2 separate regions of the Homo sapiens genome follow, and region 1 is linked to region 2. The links are chromatin loops, found by intact Hi-C in ENCODE. Cell type or tissue: PC-9. All regions are shown on one strand. Links, peaks and the distances in the headings refer to the core of each region. The heading gives the core; the rest is flanking DNA.

Region 1 (12,540 bases), core at 4,463-6,962, 380 kb before region 2:
ACACTCAGTTTTTAAACCTTCAACATTTGGAATGTCAAGAGAAGAACAGGATCAGGAGAGGAGTGGTAAGGATTAGGAGAAGTCTTATTTGACTGTGTATTAATTTTAAAATGGTATTAGTACTTTCCAGGCATGGTGAATTTTTGAAATGACTCCATCTGGTGGGCAATTTTATGAGATTTTATGAGACTCCTATTATCCAAATAAGAACATCAGATTGTTGTTCTTTCTATGTAGGTAACACACATCTTCTGCCTGGTGACGTATGACACACTCATGGTGTCTGCATGTGATAGTCTACCTGGTCTCTTTATGTTGAAATCCACTTATGCTGTCAAAAATCCCTTCTGGAGGAAGTTGCCTTTCAAATGATCCCACATGACACTCCTCCCACATGTTTCCTACATATGGTCCAAGGGAAACAGTCACCTCTGTCCTGTTGTCAGTGACAGTGCAGCTGAAACTTGATTAGGTAAAGAAATTCAGCCACGAGTTTTTACTTTATAATTTTTCAAGAATGTGTCAAACACTAATCCGTTGACCTTTTCTAAGTCTAAGGTGGTAGATAGCAAGTTCTCCAAGTAGTAGTTTCTTAACGTCTATCTCACCTTGTTAAGTAGGAGACTCTTCCCTTCTTTCGACTGTGATGGTACAAGTGGCAGGGGGTTGGGGCACTGGGGAAATACTCCAACTTTCTCCATAAGCAGACTGTCTCTCAGCCTTCTCATTTTAAACACTAAGTTTAAGAGTCTAAAGCTGTTTTTTGGTCACCTCACTTGCAAGTACTGTGGAAATGAAATGCAAAAATACCTAAGTGTGTGCTTGATATTATAGTTACTCAGGGGTAGAAAGAGTATCATTTTACCATCCTGGTTATCAAGAAATTGGCACAGTTATCACAGTTTCTTCTTCCAACTTTGCTGTTGAATTAATTCTATCTCTACAGTCCTTCAACTGCACTGGCAAATCTAAGTCAATAAAGTATGTAGTTATGCCCAGTTATGGTCCTCTCCTTTCTTTACTTCCATCCTTATTCAGTTTAGATTCCATGGTACACCATTTCAATAAATTTTCTTAAAAAAACTCCAAACTCTCTTTCTTGTCTTTTCTTGAATGGTAGTTCTTTATGAAAATTCCAACTGATTTATAAACCCAACCATTCTCTCTCTCCATGTCATGTCTGCTTCTGAGTAGCCAGCTACTGTTGTTAAAAATTACATGCACAGTAGAGCAGATGGGATCATTCATGATCACAAACATCCAGTGCTGTAATGATGTTGCTCCTCTACCCTACTGTGTTTGCATAACCAAATTACTCTACCTCTTTCCACAAGGAAATATAAAACCTTCTTTATTATCTCTATACGTCCCTCTTAATGGTCCTTCTCAGTCTTTACAAGTAGCTTTGCCTCCTACTTCACAGAGAAAATAGAAGCCAGCAGACAATGGTATCACTGTGAAATGTAGAAACCTACTTGCATTTGCCCCATCTTCCTGTTCTCTACATAATTAATAGAGTCAATGTTTCTCCTCCAACTTCTTGTTTCTGGACCACAGTCTCTCAGATTTTCTCAGAAACCTTCCACTACAGACTATTGGAATTTTCATCAACATTTAATTATTTTTGAGCCATCCTTACAGAAGAAAAACAAGAAAGACTTCTTAACCCTCCTTTCAAGTAAACTATTGTCCTAACTCCATTTTCACAGCCAAACTACTCGAAAGAGTTGTTTACATTCACTGACTCCATTTTCTTAGACACTTCCATCTTGCTTGTCTCCTCATTCCACCCACAATGCACTTCCTGTGATTATCAGTAATCCCCTCAGTGCTAAGTTCAATAGGAACCTTTCAATCTCAACTTTGTAGTCCCCTTAGCAAGCATCTAAAAGAGTTTATCTCTTCTTTTTACTGAAAAAACTCTGCTTTGGGTTTCTGTGATATCTCACTCTTTGGATTTTTCTATCTCTGCCTGTTTTTCTGTCTCCCTTGCCAGTTATTTTGCCTTCCATCCTTCCTTAAAACTGGAATTTCTTTAAGCTGTCACAGGCCCTTGTCTCTCCTCACTCTAATGTTTCTCCTTTAAAAATATCTTATTTTTATTGATTTAATGACTATTTTTATGCCAGATCACCAAACTTCTGTCTTCAGCCAGGCTCCTCCATCTAGACCCATGTATCCAATTGCCTGTTCAACATAATTTGAGGGCCAGGCACAGTGGCTCATTCCTGGAATCTCAGCACTTTGGGAAGCCGAGGCAGGTGGATCACTTGAGGTCAGGAATTCTAGACCAGCCTGGCCAACATGGTGAAACCCTGTCTCTACTAAAAATACAAAAATTAACCATGCTTGGTTGCAGGCACCTGTAATCCCCACTACTTGGGAGGCTGAGGAAGGAGAATTTCTTGAACCTGGGAGGCAGAGGTTGCAGTGAGTCAAGATTGCATCACTGCACTCCACACTCCAGCCTGAGCAATAGAGCAAGACCCGTCTCAAAACAAAACAAAACTATATATATATATTTGAATATATGTGTGTGTGTGTGTGTGTGTATATATATATATATATGTATATGTATAATATCTTCAATAAAACTCCAATCTGAAAATGTTCAGGACCAAGGCTATTACTTCTTTTGTCAAACCTAGTTTGTCAGGATCACTTATATAAGCTGATGTCATCACCATCACTATAACAACAAACACTTATAGTGTCCTTAGCATGTAATAAGCACTGTCCAAGTTAAAATCAATTAAATGTTTTAATTCATTTACGTCTTACAATACAATGAGGTGGGTAAAATTATGATGTCATTTTATAAATAAAAGACATAGAGAAGTTAAGTGAATTGTTCGAGGTCCCAGAGCCTGAAAATGACAGACTTGGGTTTTGAAACCATGCAGTCTTGCTTTAGAGCTCATACTCTCAGCCACTTTGCTGTAATGTATTGCTTGTCCTCCTCAAAAACATTATCTTCCTCATCCCGTCAAATTCTGTCAATTGTATCTACTGAAATATGCCTGGACTCTGTTCAATTTTCTCCACCTCCACTGTTGTCACCCTGGTCTCAGTCAACATTATCTCTGGCCTAGGTTAATGAAATAGTGTGTTTATAGATCTTCTTGCATCAACTCTTGCCTGTTACAGACTCATTCTACAGACTGCAGCCTACAAAATCTGAAAGATTTTGTAATCTAAAAGATTACAAGAATCTAAATGTAGTTAAGGAATATATAAACACTTATTATCTTTTGTCTTCTTGTGTTTGTGTATTTCTTAAATACATTTGTACATATTTTTTAGGCTGCTGTGTATAGGAGAGTTCTGAAATAGGCAAGAATTAATGCAAGCACAACCATAAAAGGATTGTTACAGTAACTCAGGCCACATTTTCTTTATCCATTCATCATCTATCAAGGGACACTTAAGTTGTTCCCATATCTTGGCTATTGTGAATAATGCTGCAATGAATATGGGGAAGCAGATATATCTTTGACATACTGATTTCATTTTGGGGGTACATATATCCAGAAGTGAGTTTGCTGGATCACATGGTACTTCTATTTTTTTTCTAATTTTTTAAGGAATCTCTATATTGTTTTTCATAATGGTTGCACTAATTTACATTGCTAGTAACATTGTACAAGGGTTCTCCCTTCTCCAGGATGAACAGAAGAAATGCCATCTTCCATACAGATAAACATGCTATTTGAGACATTATTAAAATATCTTTTTGAAAAGTTGTGATAAGGAAAAAATTACTACTCACTAAAAGTCATCATAGATATGAAAATGGCATTTAGCATGGCAGAGTCAGGTGCATTGGACTGTAATTTACCTTTTACTTTCTAATTAACTTTAAGGTCAGCCCACAAAGGACTCTACGCTTCACCCAAAATAAACTAATTTACAAACGTCTCCCTTTCCCTTATATTTTATACATAGAAATCATTTGTATTTTCTATATGATAAAACATTCCATTGAAATTTGACACAAAATAAGTGGTATGTAAATAAGATAGGGAAATAAGTTTAAAAATTCTTATGAGTCATACAAAGTGGCAATTGAAATTTGAGGCTTAACATTAAATAGTTTACTATAGGAAAGACTTCAAACACAAACCAGAAAGTGATGCATAATTTGAATATTATTAAATTGATAATAAGAATGGAAACTTAAAATATGCAATGTTTATATGATTTCCCTTTGCCACCTTAAAACTTTCAAAAATATAAATAAAGAAAAAATTGGATTTCATATAAAAGCTTAACTGTAAATATATGCATATATATAGAATTATTAAAAGACACTGGATGATATAAAACAAAAAAATCAAAACAGAAACAGGTTAATATGTTTGCCATGCTTTATGCCTTATGAATTAACCACACATTTTTTATTAATAAGGACCTTTAAAATATACATTATTGCTACTGCACATGAGCTGATGTTTATGCAAATATCATCAACAATTTATAAAGGCATTAAAATTCAGGGTAAAAATTCTACAGTAAATGCTAACACTAATATATCATAATGCAAATTAAAGGTTAAGAGGAGGAGTTTTTGAAGTGGAATGGTGAATGCACCATTTTTTTAATCTAGCCAGTAAACATGAGCTCCATGCATTCAGATTTATCATTATTTTTACCGAGTGCTTGTGTTCGCTGGGCTGAACACAGAAGAGATGATACTGAAGTAAAGGGTAAAGCATGAGGACTAGAGGGACAGTAGCAGAGGGCACTGAGCTGAAAAATAGGGCTCTTAAGAAAGCCTGATATGAGCCACTAAATGAGCCAACTAGTGGTACAGAAATTATACAAAGGGGGCAGGTATCACAGCAGATTAATCTTTAGTCTTCTGCCTAGATAGTAGTTTCAGCCTATGGCCACAGGACATTGTCACAGGTATATTATGAATGGAAAAGTACTTGTGTTATATAAGGATATTTATGTGAAGTGAAAAGTACAAAATGATGTAAAATTTTAAAACAAAAAATATTTCTACATATACACATGTGCCTGAAATGAAACATATATATATGTGGCTGAAGTAAAATATATCAAAATATTAAGGATAGTTATTTCTTAATCATGAGCTTAGTGGTATCTTCCACCTTCTTGATACTTTTTGTAACTTTTATTGCCAGAAATAAGTTTTTTTAACATATAAAGGAATTATAGACTATTAGGGCAGACAGGTAGTTAGAGATTATATGGTGTAAAGACCTAATATTTCAGAAGTGCAAAATGAGTCTCAAGTGTGACCCAGCTGATTACTACAGACTTGAAAGCAGAATCCATGTCTGTGAGTTCTCTCTCAGTGAATTTCCCCTGTACCAACTTGCCTTCCAGAATACTTTACTTCTATGAATTTTTAAAACTACATTTGAGTTCCATTTCATACTGCTTTTACCACAATGGTAACCTATTGTGTTTTTATTCAATCCCTTCTGTCTACCATACATGTGGAGTATGCCTTCCACATCTTCTTCCAAGTAACTGAAAAATTTCCTATGAGGACATGACCGAATGCAGAATCCAATGACATCATCACAGTGGACCTGTCACAACAGAAATCCTGCAGGTCCAGATGTAACTCACTATTGCCACCTGGTGGCAACGATTGCAGATTTCTTTCACAGCTTCCTTCACTGAATACGTATACTTTGTATCATCCTCCAATTATGGCTCTGTCATAATGTTGCTTATAGTACAGACTTCACATTTTCAATATGTTGCCTAGAGCTCTATTAACAGCTAGAAATATGATATACATTACTTTTCCTGCCCCTTCTGTAAGTTAGAATATGTCTTTTCCTTCTTTTACTTGCTTATTTTTTAAAGTACCTACTACTGAATCAGTCCCAAATATTCCCTGGTTGCTTAAACATTCTCTCAGAACAATCAAGTGATAGGATACCTAATTCACATCAATATTCTGCCAATTTTATTGTCTTGATGACATCTCTTTCAGGGCCTCCTTTCCTGTCCCAAACCTAGTTATTTTTTCTCTAGAACTGCAAAGAGCTATCTAGACTTAAGTCTTCCCTCTTATTTCATCAAAAGTCTGACTGGATATTGACTCTAGGTTGGAAATAAATGTTACTTAGAATTTTGAAGGCAGTTTTTCTGCTGTCTCTGAGTAGTGCTGCTGGGGAGAAGTATTCAGTCATTCATATTTTTGATCCTTTGTAAGGAATTAGTGTTTCTTCCTTTTTGAGAGCTTTTAGGGTCATCTTATAGTATTCTGAAAACTCAAAGATTTTAAAACAGACCTGCCCTGTGTGGGTCTGCTTCATTCATTTTGATGACATTTAGTGAGTCCTTTAATCATAAAACTTGTACTCTTCCATTGTAGAAACTTTCTTGAATTTTTAATATACTCTTCTCTTTTTTCCTATTCTTTTTTGGAAACTCCTCTTATTTCCTGTTTATTCTGTTTCTTTCTGTTTTGTCTACTGAATTTTCCATTTATGCTTTTATATCTCTATATTTTACATTTATACTTTATTTTATATTTACATATTTTGTATTTTTGCCTTCTTGATTCTCTTTTATAGAATACTATTTGTATTTGTATTTCATAAATACAAGTAATATATTTGTTTGCCTCTCTGATTATATTAATGATATTTTCTTTTTTATAGTCTCTTCTTCTTGCATAGTCTCTGTTTCCCGCAAATTGCTCTTTTTTCTTTTTATTTATTTGGCAATCTCTCTTTCATAATTGAGGCTTTCATCAGATATCCAGGAATTTTTGGTTGTCTGCTCACATTTCAGGCGGTGAATATTTGTGTAGAAGCTCTGCACTCGTATTTTGGGATTTGTTGTTGCCTGTAAGCTTCACTGTAATGTCATCTGACTTGGCCTTTTTTTGAGAAAATTCTAAGGTCAATGTTTTCATCTCTCTTAACGCTGATTGTGTTCTCCAAGGAAGCATCATCTGGCCTTCTGCCTGCTGACACCCGAAAGGCATAGACTTGGCTCCTGGACCAGTGTAGGTAGAAGGCCGGGTTCTCCATTTTCAACTTGTAAGCTATCGCTCAGTACCCCTGTTTTCCTTGTGACACCCTCCCCCAGCCCAGAACTGGATCTGGTTCTCCTTATCCCGTTTTACCTTGTCTGAAGATCATATTTCTGTTTGGTGGATTAGAAGCTGTTGCATCCATGTGGATTTGAGGAAGAAAGTAGAAGATTTAACTGCTTCACAAGCAATTTTTTCTTCCTCCTGCTTTTCAGCATTTTAAAAATGTTGAAGCCTGCTGCTATGGAAATTGAATTGTTTATTGGCTTTTTTCATTACCGATTTAGGATTCAGCTTCCATGGGATTACTGGGGATAATGGGGTTATTTTCCACTCATCTTTTTACTTTCCAGCTTCCAAAATGATTTTGCTGTCATGTCTTCTCTTGATGTTTATATAATTTGGATTATATTTGAAAGTCTATTTGTTCTTGTTTTAATGAAGACTTAGAAAAGTGGTAACAAATGGGCCTATTTAACCTGCCATCTTAATGGAAGATGCAATATTTATCTTTTTACATTTCAAAATTAAAGAAATAAATATTTACTAATAATTAATGCCCACTTTTGACCTTGGTGCTTTCGTGGTCCATATGTTGGTAGATGATGTAACTAAAAAGGGAACAGGAGAGTGGAAGTTCCATAGTGCACAGAGGAATTGAGACAGTGGGAACCTGTCCTTTTGGTCTGCATGTTGAGTTTAAAGATCCTCAGTTAAGTTAATAACAGATTATGTTATTTAATTAAACCAGCCTTCCTACAGTGTTCTAATGGTTTAAAATGTCTATAAGAAGATTATTTCTGTAAAGAAATTTTTTTTATAATGGATTCTTTATTAGACGAAGCTCTGATCACAATAGTTGATCCCTTTAGTTTTCCCATCCTTTTTCTTCTCCATGCCTTCTCTTTGGCCCTATCAGGAGCTCAAGTCCTTCTAGACCTTCTCAAGGCCTCATTCTTTACCAGGGCAAACCTATCCCTTCAGATGAATCACTGACAACTCTCCTGCTGTGCCTTCAACATCCCAGCAGGCTTATCATTTTGCTGTTCCCATCTTTATGGACCCTGAACTTCAGCTTAATATGAAAATCAATTTCTATGCTCTCTTGGATGCCACTGGAGAAAATCCCTTGGCTAAGCTCGCTGGTGCTGTGAGAAATCCACAACCTCTGACCTCAGATGGGCCTCAGTATCACTCTGCAACGTTTTCCTGTGTTTCTGCTTTCTTACAAGGGATACCTAAACTCTCCCCACATCCTTCTGTAAAGAAATTATTGAATGAAAGTACTAGATAAGTGAATAGCAAGAAATTGTAGGAGAGGATCTTCTCCTTACAGCTAGTATGAACTCTTCATGAAGATCTAGTGAAAATATAATCAGTAATAACCTGAAGAATTCAGAGGAGTTGGTAGTAAAATTGAAGTTATCGGTAAGACTCTGAAATAGAATTTTTATCCACCGTAGTTAATAAAGAACTATTACATATTGTGAATTTGGATATGTTTATAAAGTAATAAACATTTATTGTGTGTGATGAATAAAGAGATGTTTAAAATGTAGCATTAAGGACATGAGGCCTCTTTATAAATAAACTCTATTTTTCAGAAATGTTAAAAGTCATGATTAAATCCAATATTTACTTAAAAAATTTTATTGCCCTAAATGTTAACTATTTAGAAGCTTCCCTTATACTTTCTTAGGAAAAAGCATATGTGTATGTGTGTTTGTGTGTGTGTGCCACTGAGAAAAACCTTGCTCTTTCTAGTTGTAAAAATGACTGAAACAAAATATAATAACATAGCATATTTTTCTATCCAGCAGCATGACAAATCAGATTCCCATGCTAAATGAGATGCTATTTAAAATATTAAAAACAATCTTTTAAAGTGCAACAATCATTTTAAAGCTGGATTTAAAATAGGATTTCAGATTTCAGTGTATCATGTTGCAAGGAGAGCTTGGTATAAAAGATATTGCTCCAGGCCAAATGTGTGTGGGGAATCATACAAGAAAATACACATAAAGCTGGTATCCTTTGCAGAAGCAGAAAGAAAATATCATGCTGAATTAAGGGAAAACAATATCCCCTAAAAATTCCTAACCATGAGCATTTTTTCTTAAAGCACTAATTTATGTTATGTGTGTGTTAAAGAGAAATAGCAATATAATTGAAAACTCTTACAAGAAGCTGCAACATAGGACTTAAAGAATTTCCATAGTAACTAAAAAAAAATTTCAATGTTTAAAAGTACTGAACATGCAAGAAAATAATTCAACAAAATGAGAACCAGCAATAAATAAATAAAAACTAAATCAAAGAAAGAGACCCACAAGGACCTCAGAGGTGTTGGACACAGACACAAAATATAATTACATTTACATATGATTAATAAAATTAGAGAAGCAATTGAAAATATGAAAAAGATTATAAAAGTTACAGGCAAATCTTAAGACAAATAGAGTTTACATAAATTAAATTTAAATAACAATTTAAAAGCTCAGTAAATAGGTCAAAATAGACATAGCTAAAGAGAAAATTAACTAGCTGGAATATAAATCAGAAGTTACTACTCATAAAAATAGATGTTAAATAGCTTAGAAACCACAGTGAGAAAGTGCAGAATGTTTAATTGGAGACTCAGAGGGAGAGAATACAGAGAACTAGGATGAGGCAATTGAATATTGAGAAATAACACCTGATAATTTGCAAGAATTGTTGGGAAAGATCAATACACAGATTCAGGAGAAATATGCACTTAGGCATAGCAAAGTAAAATTCTATCACACACACACACACATATACACACACATCATTAAAGCAACCAAAGAGAAAAGATTGCCTACAAAGGAATAATAATTTGACTGATAGCTAGCTGACTTTTAAATAGAAAAAAAGAAAGCCAAAAGGCAGTAGAAATATATAAATATATTTCAATGTGCAAAATAAAAAATAATAACCTATCTAGCACACTATAACTATAAAAACATGTTTCAAGAATTATAGAAATCTATCAAACAAAAACTGTGAATTTAACACCAAAATCACTCTCTGAAATACATTCAAAAGATATATTCAAGAAGAAGGACCATGACCCCAGATAGGGGGTCTGAGAAGCAAAATACAATGGTGAACAAAGATATTAATAAATATGAACATAACTCTACAGAGCACTGATTTTAAAAAATAATACAATTATGTAATTTATGGAGGAATAATAGACTAGAACTAAAAAATTGGAAAATGGCATGTAAATAGAAAGCGATGGTCTAAGTTAAAATATCCTAGGCTCTTTATACTGTTCAGGAGAAAAAAAAATGGATTATCTTTAAATGTTTATATATTAAGTAGACATGATATTAATGACTGAATTATGTCTCTCAATATTCGTATGTTGAAGCTCTAACACTCAAAGTGACTCTGTGTGGAAAAGGGCCTTTACAGAGGTAATTAAGTTTAAACAAAGAAGGATGCCTAATCCGATAGGGCTGATGTCCTTGTAAAAAGAGCAAAAGGGACCAGAAATCCCTCTTTCTACTGCATGTGCACAGAGAAAACATCACGTGAGGATGCAATGAGAAGGTAGCCTTGTACAAGCCAGAAAGAGAGGTCTCACTAGAAACCGACCCAGATAACACCTTGATCTTGTACTTGGCTAGCCTCCAAAACTGGGAGAAAATATAACAGATTTGTATTGTTTAAGACACAGTTCTGTACTATTTTGTTATGGCAATCCTTGCTGTCTAACAATATAGAAAATGATTGGACAATTAAAATAGACACAAAGTATAGAATAGACCACCCATACAAGTGTGTGTGTAGCGTGAAATAAAAGAAAATAACTGCATAGGAACGCAGGAAGAAAAGATGGAAAGAATATTTGGAAAAAATAAAAAGCTGGCAGTAGAAATTATTCTAAATATATAATGTCACAAATAATTTAAATGGATAAAACATGTCGGGTAGAGGTAAAACTTTTCAAACATAATAAAAGAGATACACCTAAAATATAAGGACACAGAAATATTGAAAGTGAAAGGATAGAGGAAATGCCAGGTAAATACCAGCTTTATAAAAGCTGGTAGTGTCATAAAGTGTTGAAAGTGAAAGGATAGAGGAAATGCCAGGTAAATACTAGCCTTATAAAAGCTGGTAGTGTCATGCCTGTAATCCCAGCACTTTGGGAGGCCGAGGTGGGCGAATTATGAGGTCAGGAGTTCGAGACTAGCCTGGCCAACATAGTGACATCCCTTCTTTACTAAAAATACAAAAAATTAGCTGGGCACCTGTAATCCCAGCTACTCAGGAGGCTGAGGCAGGAGAATCGCTTGAACCCAGGAGGCGGAGGTTGCAGTGAGCTGAGATCGTGTCACTGCACTCTAGCCTAGGTGGCAGAGTGAGACTCAGTCTCAAAAAAAAAAAAAAAAAGCTGGTCGTCCTGTATTATCAGCAGACAAATAAACTCAAAGACCAAAAAAATTAAGATAGATGAAGAGGTGCACAGCAAAATGATAAAAGGTTAATCAATCACACACACAGAAACATTCTAAATGGGTTCAGAATAACATAATTTAACAATGCAGAGGAACCAAAATGGACAGAAGTATCAGAAGAAATAGAATACCTGCATGATAGAAGGAGAGTTTAACAAAACAGTCTCATCAGTTGCTGAATAAAAAGAGACAAAACTTGGTCAGAGCACAGAGATTTGAGAAGCACAACTAGTAACTTGATCTTACAGAGTTTTGGAAAACATCGAACCTAATTAGTTAAAAATGTACAATTTGTTTTAAGCACAATGAAAAATATTTATTATAGCTGACTATGTGCTAGTCCGAAAAGCTGCTTTAACAAGTTTTAGAGAACTGTTATATAGACCACAGTTTCTGACCGCAGAAAAATTGTTAGAAAAAATTTAAAAGTAGCTAAAAATCTAATTTATTTTAAATTTCAAAACACATTTCTAAGCATCTTTTGAGTGAAAAAAATCTAGTATAATGGAAATCAGAAAACACAAAACTGAAAAATATGGAAAATAGCTAAAGTAATAGAAGCAAATTCATATCCTTAAATCCTTACTTTGGAAGAGAGGAAAAACTCAAAACTAATAAGGTAAAGGTCAGATTTTAAAAATTAGTAAAAGAGCAAGAGCATAAATACACCAACAAAGTAGACAGAACAAAGTAATAAAGAAAACTATTAAAAATAATATGAAATATACATTAAATAGAGAGGGTGAAAGGAGTCAGAAGTTGGTTCTTTGACAAGACTTGTAAGACTAATAAAATAGACATAGTTTGGAAAGATTATTTGAAAAATAATCTTTAAAATACAGATTTAAATAAAATAAGATAAATAAAGATTTACATTAAAAAAGACTTAAATAAAATATTTTATTTAAATGAAATAAAGATTATTTAAAAATAATCTTTAAATAATCTTTAAAAGCACAAGAAAAATGTTAGAAATAAAGACATATAACTATAAATACTATAGAAATTAAGTAGATATAAGAA
Region 2 (12,540 bases), core at 527-3,026:
AGAAACTGTCAGGTGCCTACTTGCTTTTGTTAAACTAACAACTTGGCTCTCAGCTTCCTGGCAGCCAAAGAGAAAAGGGAGATAGTAGCTATCAAATAATTCTGCTTAGAAGAACTTTTGTTAATCACTAAATTAGTTAATAAACTAAATTTTGTCTAACAACAAATTCTTTTTTTTTTTTTTTTTTCTAGTGTATACAGAGTCTTGCTCTGTCGCCCAGGTTGAAGTGCAGTGGTTCGATCTCGGCTCAATGCAACCTCTACCTCCCTGGCTCCCGCGATTCTCCTGCCTCAGCCTCCTGAGTAGCTGAGATTACAGGCGCCCGCCACCACCCCCGGCTAATTTTGGTATTTTTAGTAGAGATGGGGTTTCACCATGTTGGCCAGGCTGATCTGGAACTCCTAGCCTCAAGCAATCCGCCTTCAAAAGTGTTGGGGATTACAGGAGTGAGCCACCGCGCCCGGCCTATCAATGAATAAGAAAACTTTTAAAGAACCACAGGATAGTATTGGAGGTCAAGTCAAGTATGTTCCTCTTGGAAATTTAGTAACAAACTACATGTTGCTATCTCATAATAGCAGCTAACATTTATGAAGTATTCATTGTCATGAGGCACCGTACATAGATTTCTAATTTAATCCTTACAACGATTTTATTAGGGAGAAACTGCTATTAGACCCATTTTGTAAATGAGAAAACTAAGGCACACAAAGTTTAATGAGGGAACCAGGATTAAACCTAAGCAATCTAACTCCAGGTCCCAGATTTTTTAACCATTACAGTACTGTTTAATTTGATTTGATATGTTAAAAGGATTAATAAAATTAATACAGGTCCATTCCCTTATTCATAAATGTTCATTGTCTTCATTTATTTCTTTATACTGTTCTGCTGAAATTGCACTCTCATCTCCCCAATAACTTTGTAATATCCAATGCCATTTTTTTCAGTCATCCCATTTTAAAATATATTTTTACTAGAATAGTGAAATATATATTCAGATAAAATTGGCTTTGTTTTAATAATGATCAGTAAAAGTAAATTCATTTTAATCATTTCCACACATTCATGAAAAGTAAAGGGGAAAAATGGGCATAGAGGTAACCACTAGAATTAGGCTTTCTTGGATGGGTAGACCAGGTGTGGAGGTGTGCAGATAAGATTTTACAAACACTCATACACTCCCATCTCCAAAATCATAATTTATCTTACATTCTGCTACTAATAAACATTCCACTGGTTTTAAACATTCACTTTGCTGGGTCTCCTCTTTAAAATTTGTCATTCACTGTTCTCAATGTTAGAGACGGTATGCAAACAGTAGGTTTAGGAATAGAGTCAGGAGATGGGGGAAGAAAAACTGGTAGGAGAGAACTTAAGTGTCTCACAGTGTTAAATGTGACTTGATAGCCACTATTCATTTTTTTTTGTAGTTTGCTGTGAGGATGACTTTATACAATTTAATCTTAAATAGGAACCTAACTTAGTTAGGCTTCCTTGGGTAGTCTGTGGAGCATGGAAAAGTTATTAGCATGTCAAAATCCTGTCCACGCACACATACACGCACATACACACAAATGTAGTTTGGTTACATAATAAATTTATATTCAAACTTAATGAAAACAACCAATAGGAAAAAGCTTCTCAATTCCAAAAGTGAAAGAGTAATTTTACAATACCATTTTCCATTTTCCTTTTCATGATAAATCTATGCATTTTCTCAGGATTTATTCCACCAAACGACTTCGTATTTCTCATGAAACATCTACCTTTATTCATCTCAGCATTTATTTATGTAATAAACATTTCTTTTGATGTGCTTTTATTTTTACAAAGATGCCACCTAGTGGCTTGATAAAATCAAGCATTTCAAAGTATCTCCTGTTGTTACTACAGGTTAAAATGAATAATGAATATTTTTAATATTAAAATAATTTAGAAAACTAAGGACCTGAAAATTTTTGTTTTGGAAATTATTTAGATTAAATTTGGATCATAATACCACTTTGTGAACTTGTTAAGAGAATGGAAATATAGGTCTATTGTCCCTTTTCTGAAACCTTTTAAGACAGATGTGTTTGATATTCACAATTTTTCAGATTTTTGAAAGGAAATATGGGCATATACTTTACATTATGTAACACATTAAGAGGGTCTGAGGAAGCAGTTTAGAATCAAATATATTGATACATCTGTGGCAAAATATATTCATATTCACATTGAAGTGCGATAAATACCACAAATAGCCTCATGTAATTCAGGTGGGGTTTGTTGCCAAATGAGTTATGAAAAAACTTTGTTTTCAGAGATTTTTGAAATTAGGAATTTAGATAAGGGACTTTGGACCTGTTTTACTCTGGTGAAAAATAATTCACCCTCCAGTTATAGAGAGATTAAAATGCCAATATTTTGTAAAAAAAAAAAAATAGTTATCTTTAGAAAACCTAATAGATTCACCTAAAAAAAAATTGAAGATCATGAGAAATACCAAAATAGAAATCTTTGCAATGCTTTTCATTTAATTATATACAGATGCCAATCATAAATTACATTTAAGTGTACCACAAAAAATTAGCTGCTAATGTAAACCTAAAGACCAATTTGAAAATTATTAGTGATGCATGGCAAGTTCAATTCATAAATTTTGTGGCACAGTCAAAAAAAAATTTAACCTTGGTTGTTTCTTTTTTTTTATTCCTATGTGTAATTTACCATGTTCCAATTCCCCACCACCACTATGGTCATGGAAATATATGTTGATGGTGCCACACTCAGCCTGGATTCCTTGTGGGTCTATGAGCACTCCTTGCCAACCCTCCTTAGACATGCAGTATGAATAAAAAATACACTTAAGACACTGGGATTTAAGGATAACCCATGCTAAGTCACTACATGACTCACTATTTTACTTCACGATCTAGAATACTGACTCATCTCTAGTCTCTCAAATGAATTCTTCCTGTCCCCATCAATCATTCAAACCCCTTATCACATTCCCACTGTGATTTCCTGTGAATTTTGTCTAAAATAAAACGTCGACCTCCTCTAAACACAACTGGTAGCCTCTCATTTACTTTTCTCTAAAACAATTGGCATTACTATTGTTGTAGCATAGGCTACAATCTCACTGAACACTTAGTTTTTGTTTTTGTTTTTAGTAGAGACGGGGTTTCACCATATTGGCCAGGCTGGCCTCGAACTTTTGACCTCAAGTGATCCACCCACCTCGGCCTCCCAAAGTAGTGGGATTATAGGTGTGAGCCACCACGCCTCCCTACTGAACACTTAGTTTTAATGGGAAGACTGCACTCAGCAAATCCAAAATACTAGTGATATGTTCAGCAATTTGGTACTTAATCCCATACCCCACAATACACTTGTGTAGGGTGTTAGACTTCTGTATGTTTACATAATCATAGAGGATGGGAGGAAAAAGAAAAAGCTGCTATTAGCCTACATGTGGGAATTTTCCTATATATTGTCATCTCCCTTTTAAAAAAGATACATTCATAAACATTGTTATTGGCTTAATTAGCTTCGCTCCTCTGAATGTGATTAGAAAATTGACAATAAAATATAAGCTCTCTTTTCTTCCATCCCCCAATTCTGAGGGAAAAGGAGGGGGAGGGGAGAATGAGGGAGAGTGAAAGGATACAATAAAACTTGAGGCCTGATTGCACATGATGACTACTACTGCTGGCATCAATTCATTCTATTCCAATGACAGACTAGTTGATCCTACTGGTGTGGGAAAGATGGCAACCTTGAGACCTGAGCCTTACTCCAGTAGGGTGCCCCCCTATATCTTGTTTGCCCAGGACAGTCATGGTGTACATCTGTTATCCTTATGTAATTATTTTCACTCAAAATCATTCCAAGTGGAATGATAAATTATCCTATAGTTATCCTAAATATAAGCCATTTTCATCCCAAAGGAAAGAATGCCAAGAAATTGGAATCGTCTGCACTAAGTCCCAGTGTGGGAGAAAGGGGGCATCAACTTTGTTGCCATTTCTTCTTTCTTAGCAAAGCTCAAATTGATTAGCTTCTCTTTCTTTTGAAGTATCTGCAGTATGATGATTAACTAGAATGAAACCCATGGGAGAACTGAAATAGGCCATTCTGAAAATTATTAAAATTAGTTTAGTAGCCACTCAAAACACTGAAGATCTCTGAATAAAAGAATCATTTGCAAAGTGATCAGGAGACTTAACCTGGATGTTTATAGGAAGCAACTGGGAAAAGACTGAAGGAGTAAAAACGATCAGGTGTAAAGTTCTGTGAGCAATTGAGACAGGAGAAAGAACCAATGACCAAATTGCAATACCTTTTAGATACCTATCCCATTAACATAATCTGCCTATAACCTATATGCAGCTCTTTGCAGAAAATGAAATCGTTTACTACTTCTGCTCATATTTGTTCTTTACAGATAATTTTGACAGAAAAGGTAAAGAGAGCAGGATCTAGTTTCATTTGGTACAGCCCATACAGCACAGGAAGAAGTCACAACATCCCAAGCATATTCATAAATAATAATATAACAGGAGCATCAGTTCTAGAACCAGACTGCCTGGGTTCAAACTTCAGCTTCACATCTTACTAGCTATGTGACCTTGGATTTGTTATTAAATCATCTCTTGGTTTCAGTGTCCCCAAGGCCCCAAGTTGCATAATTGCAGGGGAAAACTACTCACGTAGGGTTCTGGTTTCTTATCTGGAAAATGAAGATAATTTGTAGTATCACTCTTAGGGTTGTAGTGCAGGTTTAATGAGTGAAATTAGTCAGGTACTTATGATAGTGCCTGACATTCATATTAAAGTCTCAACAAACATTAGCTATTATTGTTATAATATTATTTTTACAATGACTATTATTCTGCAACTAGCATTTCTAATGCAAACACCAGTAAGGTCCCCTTTTAGCAAAAAAGTTCAGTAACACTGTTGGTGAAACATAAAAGATGCCCAAGAATCATGGCAGATACGGGACTGAAAATATGACAAAAACACAGCAAGCCATCTTTGTTTCTGTGTTGTCCAAAGGACCTGAAAAATAATGGTTGGCTAGAAAATTACCTTGAAAGTACCCATGCAAACACACTTCAGCATCATGTTTTAATAAATATATTATATATTCAAGAAATGTTTAGAACTGAAAATGTTGTTATAAATCATATTCTATTTCTTTTGCAGCATTAGAAATAGGCCATTCTGAGAAACAGGCCAAACTTGCCTCAATGTAGTCATTGAGTTAACAACACTAGAACCATGAGAATGAGAAACCCTGGGCTTCTAACTCCCCCTCTAACACTTCCCCACCAGAAGGAGCCTTCTTGCACTCTAACCTCTAAGAATCCACCTTATTTAATATTTATTTAGTATTCATGTTACAGCTCTATGAGGGGAGAAATATACTGGAAAGAAGGAAAAATACCATTTTTTTCTCATTCTGAGCAAATGTGCGCATGCGCGTGCACACACACACACACACACACACACACACACACACACACACACACGTATACACAAAACCCCACAAGAGTATAGTACTATCTATGAAGGAAAGAGATACCACGTTAAATTTAACCAAGTATTTAGGAATGACAGGGAGCTAGGAAGGCGAAAACACATGTAATTTTATTTTTGTTTAACCTTAAGCTTGCCAACTTCTTTCCCTGAACAGCATTTGTCTTGTTTTGATACCCACCTACACTTATATTAGAAACGTACTGCAAACTATTTAGTGACTCCACTTTTAATTTATGGTCGTATGACTAAGATGTTTTGAATATAAGCCTATCCGTATGCCAGATATAAATTTCAGGAACTCTTAATGTCTCTTCTTTTACAGAAACTCTACCTCTATCCTGATGTAATTAGGTTGATTAAGAAAATTAAAGGCCACGGGCCAGAAAACTAACTTCCACAAATGCAACAAAAGGAAAATTTCTCCAATAACCTGTATGCAATGGGAAATCTTTCTTTTAAGTACCAAGTCAATTTCTTTAACTGTACAATGTATTCTAATTTGAAGGTTTTCAAATATAATACAGTAACAACAAAATATAATAAAATTAAGACTATAAGAAAACAGAGTAAATGGTATAATTCAATAATGACTAAAATAAAATGACACTATGGATTTTGTAATCAACCTATAATTATCTATTTAAATTTCACTTTACATACATAAGATCACAGCTGAGGTTAACCATAATTTCAAATTTTATCACCAGCCACTTGTGCTATTTTATCACATTTGAAAATATTCACTCGTATTATTTACTTCAAACAGTAATCTATAAATTTGTTTAGACTATAATAATTAAGGACCTTTCCTTCTTCAGGATAACTTAAAAAATTAAATGATGTATTGAACATACTACTAAAGAAAGTTTACTTTTTGATTATGGTCTCTGCATTGAAAATCTGTAGGAATTTTTCTTTAATAATTTTCAAATCTTCCCATGGCCTCTCTGTTCACAGAAATATCATCTTTGAAACAACTTGTGTGAGTACTTTATAAATCAAAAATTGATTCACATGACCATATTACCATAATCACCAATTTTAACAGTCTCCTACATATTTTCTATATCACTTTTCTTGATTACAAAATGTCAGTAATAAGAACACGCTCTTAATATAACAGAATATTTAATTACATCAGTTTCCCATGAACACACCAAAGTCACTTAATAATTATATTGGCCATTTCCACTGATCGGCAGGAGGCTCTTCCACTAATGGCTCCCATAGTTTCCATTCCCTCATTTTTCTTGCCAGATTTAGTTCATGTTCAGCCTGTTAATACAAATTTTTTAAAAGATCATTGGATTTTACTCTTCAACAGATATTTATCAGAACAACTGAAATTTAACTATTAGTTACTACTTTCATTTAATATCTCATAATCTATTCCACCATCAAATGTTGAATATTAAGTAATTAAATTACCTTAATTCTCACATCTACATAATCAGGAGTAAGAAAGGATATCTTTTGTTATCTTCTATTTGATTGAAATAGGCTATAGTGTTTAAAAGTTTAGCTGGTGAGGTTTTTTATCTTAATAATATTTCACAAGTTTTTTGAGCATCAGAAGTATGTCTTTTCATCTATGTCAGTGGCTTTCAAACTTTATTTTACCATGGCCCACAGTAAGAAAATATGTTTTATTTTGAGTTCCACAATACAAACATATAACTAAAACTTTTTAAATTATTATCTTTACTGGCAGTGATATATTCTTTTTTCTATTGTGTTTTTTTAAGCTAATCACTATCCAACTAACTGATTCCATGACCCACAGTCACTTGAGACCCAGAGTTTATAAAACAGTGATCTATGGAATGTAGAACACAATACATGTATAATTAATATTTACTAACTGAGTAAATTCCTTAATCAAATTATGTTTCATTTAATTTTTCCTTTCAAACACAACTTATATTTAACACACACATTTTAGGTAGCTTTTTATTTCATATTTTTTCTACAACAAACAATATTTATGACAACTCTAGCCAACTTATAAGATGAATACTATTAAACACCTGTCAGGATGTTAGAAAAGAAATTCAAACACAGAATAAGCGCTCAGATTATATTCAAGGTAATTATTATTACACAGTTAAAAGATAATACCCCATCTATGACAGCGGTCCCAAAAGTCAATCTATGTTTACAAGCAACTATAAAAAACAATGAGTTAAAGAGCAGATGAATGGAAATCAGGGGTAGAGGTATTACTAATGCCAAAAGGAGAAAATAATTTAAATACTGATAAAATATTTCCTAAGGTTGCCCTGGGTCTCACGAACATCCAATGCTTTCTCAATCTCCCCCAGCCATTATAGGGCATGAGGAGGTCACCTAGGCCTCATTCATCCTTGAGAATCAGCCCTATCTCAGGAACCTGGACCCAGCTGCACCTGGCCCCTGATGCCTATTTCCTCCTTTCTGACACACCATCATACCATCCATCTAGAAATGGGACTGTCTAATATGTTAGCCACTACCCATACATGGCTACTGGGGACTTGAAATGCAGCTAGTCCAAATTCAGATGTGCTGCAAAGTGTAAAATACATACCAGATTTTGATGACTTCATATAAAAAAGAATGTAAAATATCTCAATATTTTTATGATTATATTTAAATAATATACTACATATACTGAGTTAAAAAAATACTAAAATTAATTTACCCTTAATACTGACCATGAAAACATGGGGAACTGCACAGCTGACTTAAAAATACTTAATATGCCTTAAAACTTAATTCCATGAAAAATTGATGTATCAACTAAATAAAGTCATGATCAAAGTGAAATCAGGTGGTACAGAAAAGAGAAATAGGTATAGGGCAACAGTATAAGGTTTGCGGCAAGTTCCCATAACACTGTATCTAGTACCACAGCCAACCTGACGAATATAAAGGCCAGGTAAACAGGCCTTTGAATAACTGAAACAGTCTACATTCATAGAAAGCTGTCTGAATGCTATATTCCTCTTTTTCCAGAGCCATCTAACAATTCTTTTGATTTGGTATATCATGTCTGTTGGTGATATACCTCCCTAATCTCCAATATTATCCAATATTTCCTTTTATCTGTCCTTCAATCAACAGTAAGAAAACATTAGAAAGGGTTACATTTGAAAAAAGATGCAACAAAATAAAATTAAATGAAACAATTGAATATTTATCAGACACTTATAAGATGAAGACATTCTAAACCTATAATATGAGGGTTGTAGGGGTGTGGAACAACAAAATTTCACCAAATAAAAAAAATTTGAGCTGGGCAGGGTGGCTCACGCCTGTAATCCCAGCACTTTGGGAGGCCGAGGCAGGCAGATCACCTGAGGTCAGGAGTTCGAGACCAGCCTGACCAAAATGGAGAAACCCTGTCTCTACTAAAAATACAAAATTAGCTGGATGTGGTGGCACATGCCTGTAATCCTAGCTACTTAGGAGGCTGAGGCAGGAGAATTGCTTGAACCCGGGAGGCGGAGGTTGTGGTGAGCCGAGATCATGCCACTGCACTCCAGCCTGGGCAACAAGAGCAAAACTCCATCTCAAAAAAAAAAAAAAAAAAAAAATTGAAAACCTCTACATATGGGGGAAAAACCCCATTTGAGAGGCAAAAGCAGGCTAGAAAAAGTATGTGCAGACAATGTCAGAAAAGTTTAAGGTTAATATCTTTTATTATAAAAAGACACTCATGTATAAATAACCCAGACTAAATGACCCAGTAAAAATATTAATGACATAATTTATAAAATATAAGAACATATTTTTAAAGTTTAACCTTACTAGCAATTGGAGAAAAAAGATGCAAATCTTAAAAAAAAAAAAAAAAAAAAAAAAAGAGTTATCATTATTTTCCCATAGATGCTTTAAAAAACCAACTACGGAATACTCAAAATAGTATATTTCCAGCCTATTTACATCAGTAACCTATCTATTTCTATAACCTAACTATGACCAAAGGAAAAGAATTAAAATTCAGATTAAATAAAACTAAACTGCGGTGTTTGTTCTCTTGTATAAGCAGCAGGTATAGTGAGAGGAGAAGAAAATTTCCCAATAGAATAATTTAAGATTTAAATATTCTAAATGTAATTAATAATGTTAATAATTTTTCTAATCTCAGTCTCTTCATAATCATGCTTACATTTTACTACTCAATATTATTTGTCAGGGTTAGTATTTGGGAAATAATGTAGAATTAAGCTCTCAAATATACTATGCAATTGTTTTTTAACTTGCTCAAATGCTCAAGAACCAAAAATAAAAATAAAAGTACATTTTAATTTTATAATTCAAAATGTCTGTATTTTTCCCTACTAAAAATATGCCACACTCTTAAAATAAGATACAACTATTAAAACAACAGTAATATTGTGCTACCAATTTAAACTAAGGTTAGGCCAAGGAGAACATGCTAATTAAATTAAAAGAGTGTCAAACTCCAGGCTTCTAACAGAAGTCTCATAAATTCATGCTATAATCAACAATAAATACTATAATCAACATACACATGAGAAGCACCACATTTTCTATATGTGATTAGTCTTACATATTTGACGAGTTGATATAAACAAGGAAATTTAGTTTTCCTTTCATTCTAGAACGTCAGTTGTGTGTCTCTATGAAACCAAACACCTAAATAGTCAACTTTTTCTTTACCTGAAGAATCACCTCTTCTAATTGACCGCCTTGAAGTTGGTCTTCTAATTTTTTAACATCTGGTTCCTATAATTTCAGGGAGAAAAAAAATTAAAGAAGCATACTAACTGAATGTTTCAATATCCTATATATTTTAAAATTCCTATATAAAAACACTTAAAAATACAACTTTTCTTTCATCATACTCTTTTTACTAAATATTTGGTGAAAATTCATTTCACCTCTGCTATTTCATTGCTTTTCTGTCTTAATATTGAAAAGTGCTAAATGTTTATTGACATGCTGATCAAGGGACAGAAATACAATGTCAAATTCAGTCTTCCTAAAACAGATTTTAAAATATGACTTTGCTTTCTTAATATTTCCTGTATTTCCTCTGAGAGCATTAGAATTAGAAATAAATGCTACTCTATGACCCAGAAATTACACTTCTAGGCATAATGCCAAACAGAAATGCATAATATATTTTTTAAAAAACATGTTTGAGAATATTCACAGCAGCACAAATTATAGCCCCAAACTAGAAATAACCCAAATGATCATCTGTAATAGAATGGATCAATTAATTATAATATTTGGATATAATACTTCACAGCAATGAAAATGAATAAACTGTATGCAACAATATAGGTGATTCTCTTAACCACAGTATTAAGCACAAGCCAGAGTACAGTATGTATAAGACAGTACATACTAATGATTTCATTTATATAAAATTCAAAAACAGGCAAAAAGAAGTCCAAATAGAGATTAACTTTACAAGTAGTAAATTGAAGGGGAAGAGGCAAGGGTTTTGTTGTTCTGGAAAAGTCCTTTTTTTCTACACATTTGTAATGTATATAATTATTTAATAGAAGTTTTTAAGAACAAAATGTTAATAAATATAGTACCTAGAACATTCAATGACATTTAGTTATTTTCTAGTAAACTGAGCTTTTTGAGCCAGAAATCATGCTCTGTAAATATACCCACATATGTAAATAAGGCTTTGTCTTTTCAGGGTGTTTTTCTGGCCAATAAATGGAATAAAGAGGGAGAAAATAATACATTTTGCTTTTCAACACAAGACGTGATATGTTACTGCCTCAGGGTATCTTGCTGGATGGCCCAGGGTATCTGCATCACTTGTTTCTTCACCACTTTTCAAATCTTTGCTCAAATAACACCTTCTTATTGATTAACTACTGATAATTTGCATTATGATAGGCTGAAAAATACCACAAAAGATATACATGTATTAATTTCTAGAAACTGTGAGTGTTACTTTATACAGCAAAGACTTCACATATATGATCAAGTTAAGGATGCTGACATGGGGAGATTTTCCTGAATTATCCATATAGTCCCTAACTGCAATTATAAGTGTCCTTATAAGAGAGAGGCAGAGGGATATTACACACAGAAAAGGAAAAGGTAATGTAACCACAAAGGCAGAAATTGCAGTGATGAGACCACAAGCCAATAAATGCCAAAAGCCACCAGAAGCTGAAAGAGGCAAGAACAGATTCTACCCAATATCCTCCAAAGGAAGCACAGCCCTGACAACACCATCTTGATTTGGGTCCCTGATGTTGATTTCCAACTTCTGGCCTCCAGAAGTCTAATAAAATAAACTTACATTGTTTTAAGCCACCAAGTTTGTGGGAATATTACAGCAGCCATACGAAATTAATACATAGTGTAACATCCCCTATCCCCACCATGGCACACATTTTCCTTGTTTTATTTTCCTTCACTGCACTTACTATTTTCTAACACACTATGTACGTCTTTACTCAGTTTTTACTTTTTTTTTTTCTTTTGGTCTCCCATCACTAACATGTAATCTCCAAGAAGGAAAGGATTTTTATCTGTTTTGTGCCAACTAGGCACAAGTTTCCATGCCTAGAACCATACATGGCATTCAATAAATGTTTCTTGGTTAAAGAAGTGAATACATAAAAAACAGCTGAAAGGGGGAGAAAAGGGGAAAAAGTAATAAGCATGTTTAAGACAGATTATTTAACAGGGAATTAACTCATATGAGAGACCAAAAATCAAAAACAAAACAGGGAAGCTGGTCACTGTTATAAGAGACTCAGGAGAGTGAAGGTAAAGAAGGCAAGGAAAGTTCAACGACACTTTCATTTCAGAAAAAGCCTGTGTTAGGTGAACAGTTCAAAATTTGTCTTACCGATAGTGAATAATGTGATTTTTAGTCACCAATGGCATAATGCTATTAAACTTGATAAGGTACCATGTACTGAATGCTCACTATATACTTGGGACTATGTTAAGCTTTTACGTGCATTACCTCATTCGGTTCTAACAAAAAGTGTTCGAGGTGGGTATTATTATACCCAC

What was found. Peaks named below come from ENCODE experiments on the same cell type or tissue, not always from the same donor. Only the 100,000 strongest peaks of a DNase experiment are listed, where the experiment ranks them.
Region 1: it touches region 2 in a loop (2.9-fold over the local background); 2 of 110 quality-filtered maps call a loop at or near these places.

What each region holds. Positions count from the first base shown.
Region 1 is chr7:123,148,836-123,161,375 of GRCh38, forward strand. The region is part of intron 6 of SLC13A1 (solute carrier family 13 member 1); the gene reads right to left. Among named protein-coding and RNA genes, the nearest start is that of SLC13A1, 45 kb to the right of the region's middle. In PC-9, for the core only: CTCF peaks have their summits at 5,618 (motif pointing left) and 5,820; a DNase peak (open chromatin) is centred at 5,606.
Region 2 is chr7:123,535,414-123,547,953 of GRCh38, forward strand. It overlaps NDUFA5 (NADH:ubiquinone oxidoreductase subunit A5), which reads right to left. Exons shown (of 5, transcript NM_005000.5): 4 at 10,198-10,263; 5 at 1,584-6,807. The coding sequence ends at 6,706. It overlaps LOC124901740 (a long non-coding RNA gene), which reads left to right. Exons shown (of 2, transcript XR_007060507.1): 1 at 1-12; 2 at 192-846. Among named protein-coding and RNA genes, the nearest start is that of IQUB, 7.1 kb to the left of the region's middle. RefSeq lists an enhancer at 1-68. In PC-9, for the core only: CTCF peaks have their summits at 1,839 (motif pointing left) and 2,044; DNase peaks (open chromatin) are centred at 1,868 and 2,908; H3K27ac peaks cover 969 bases.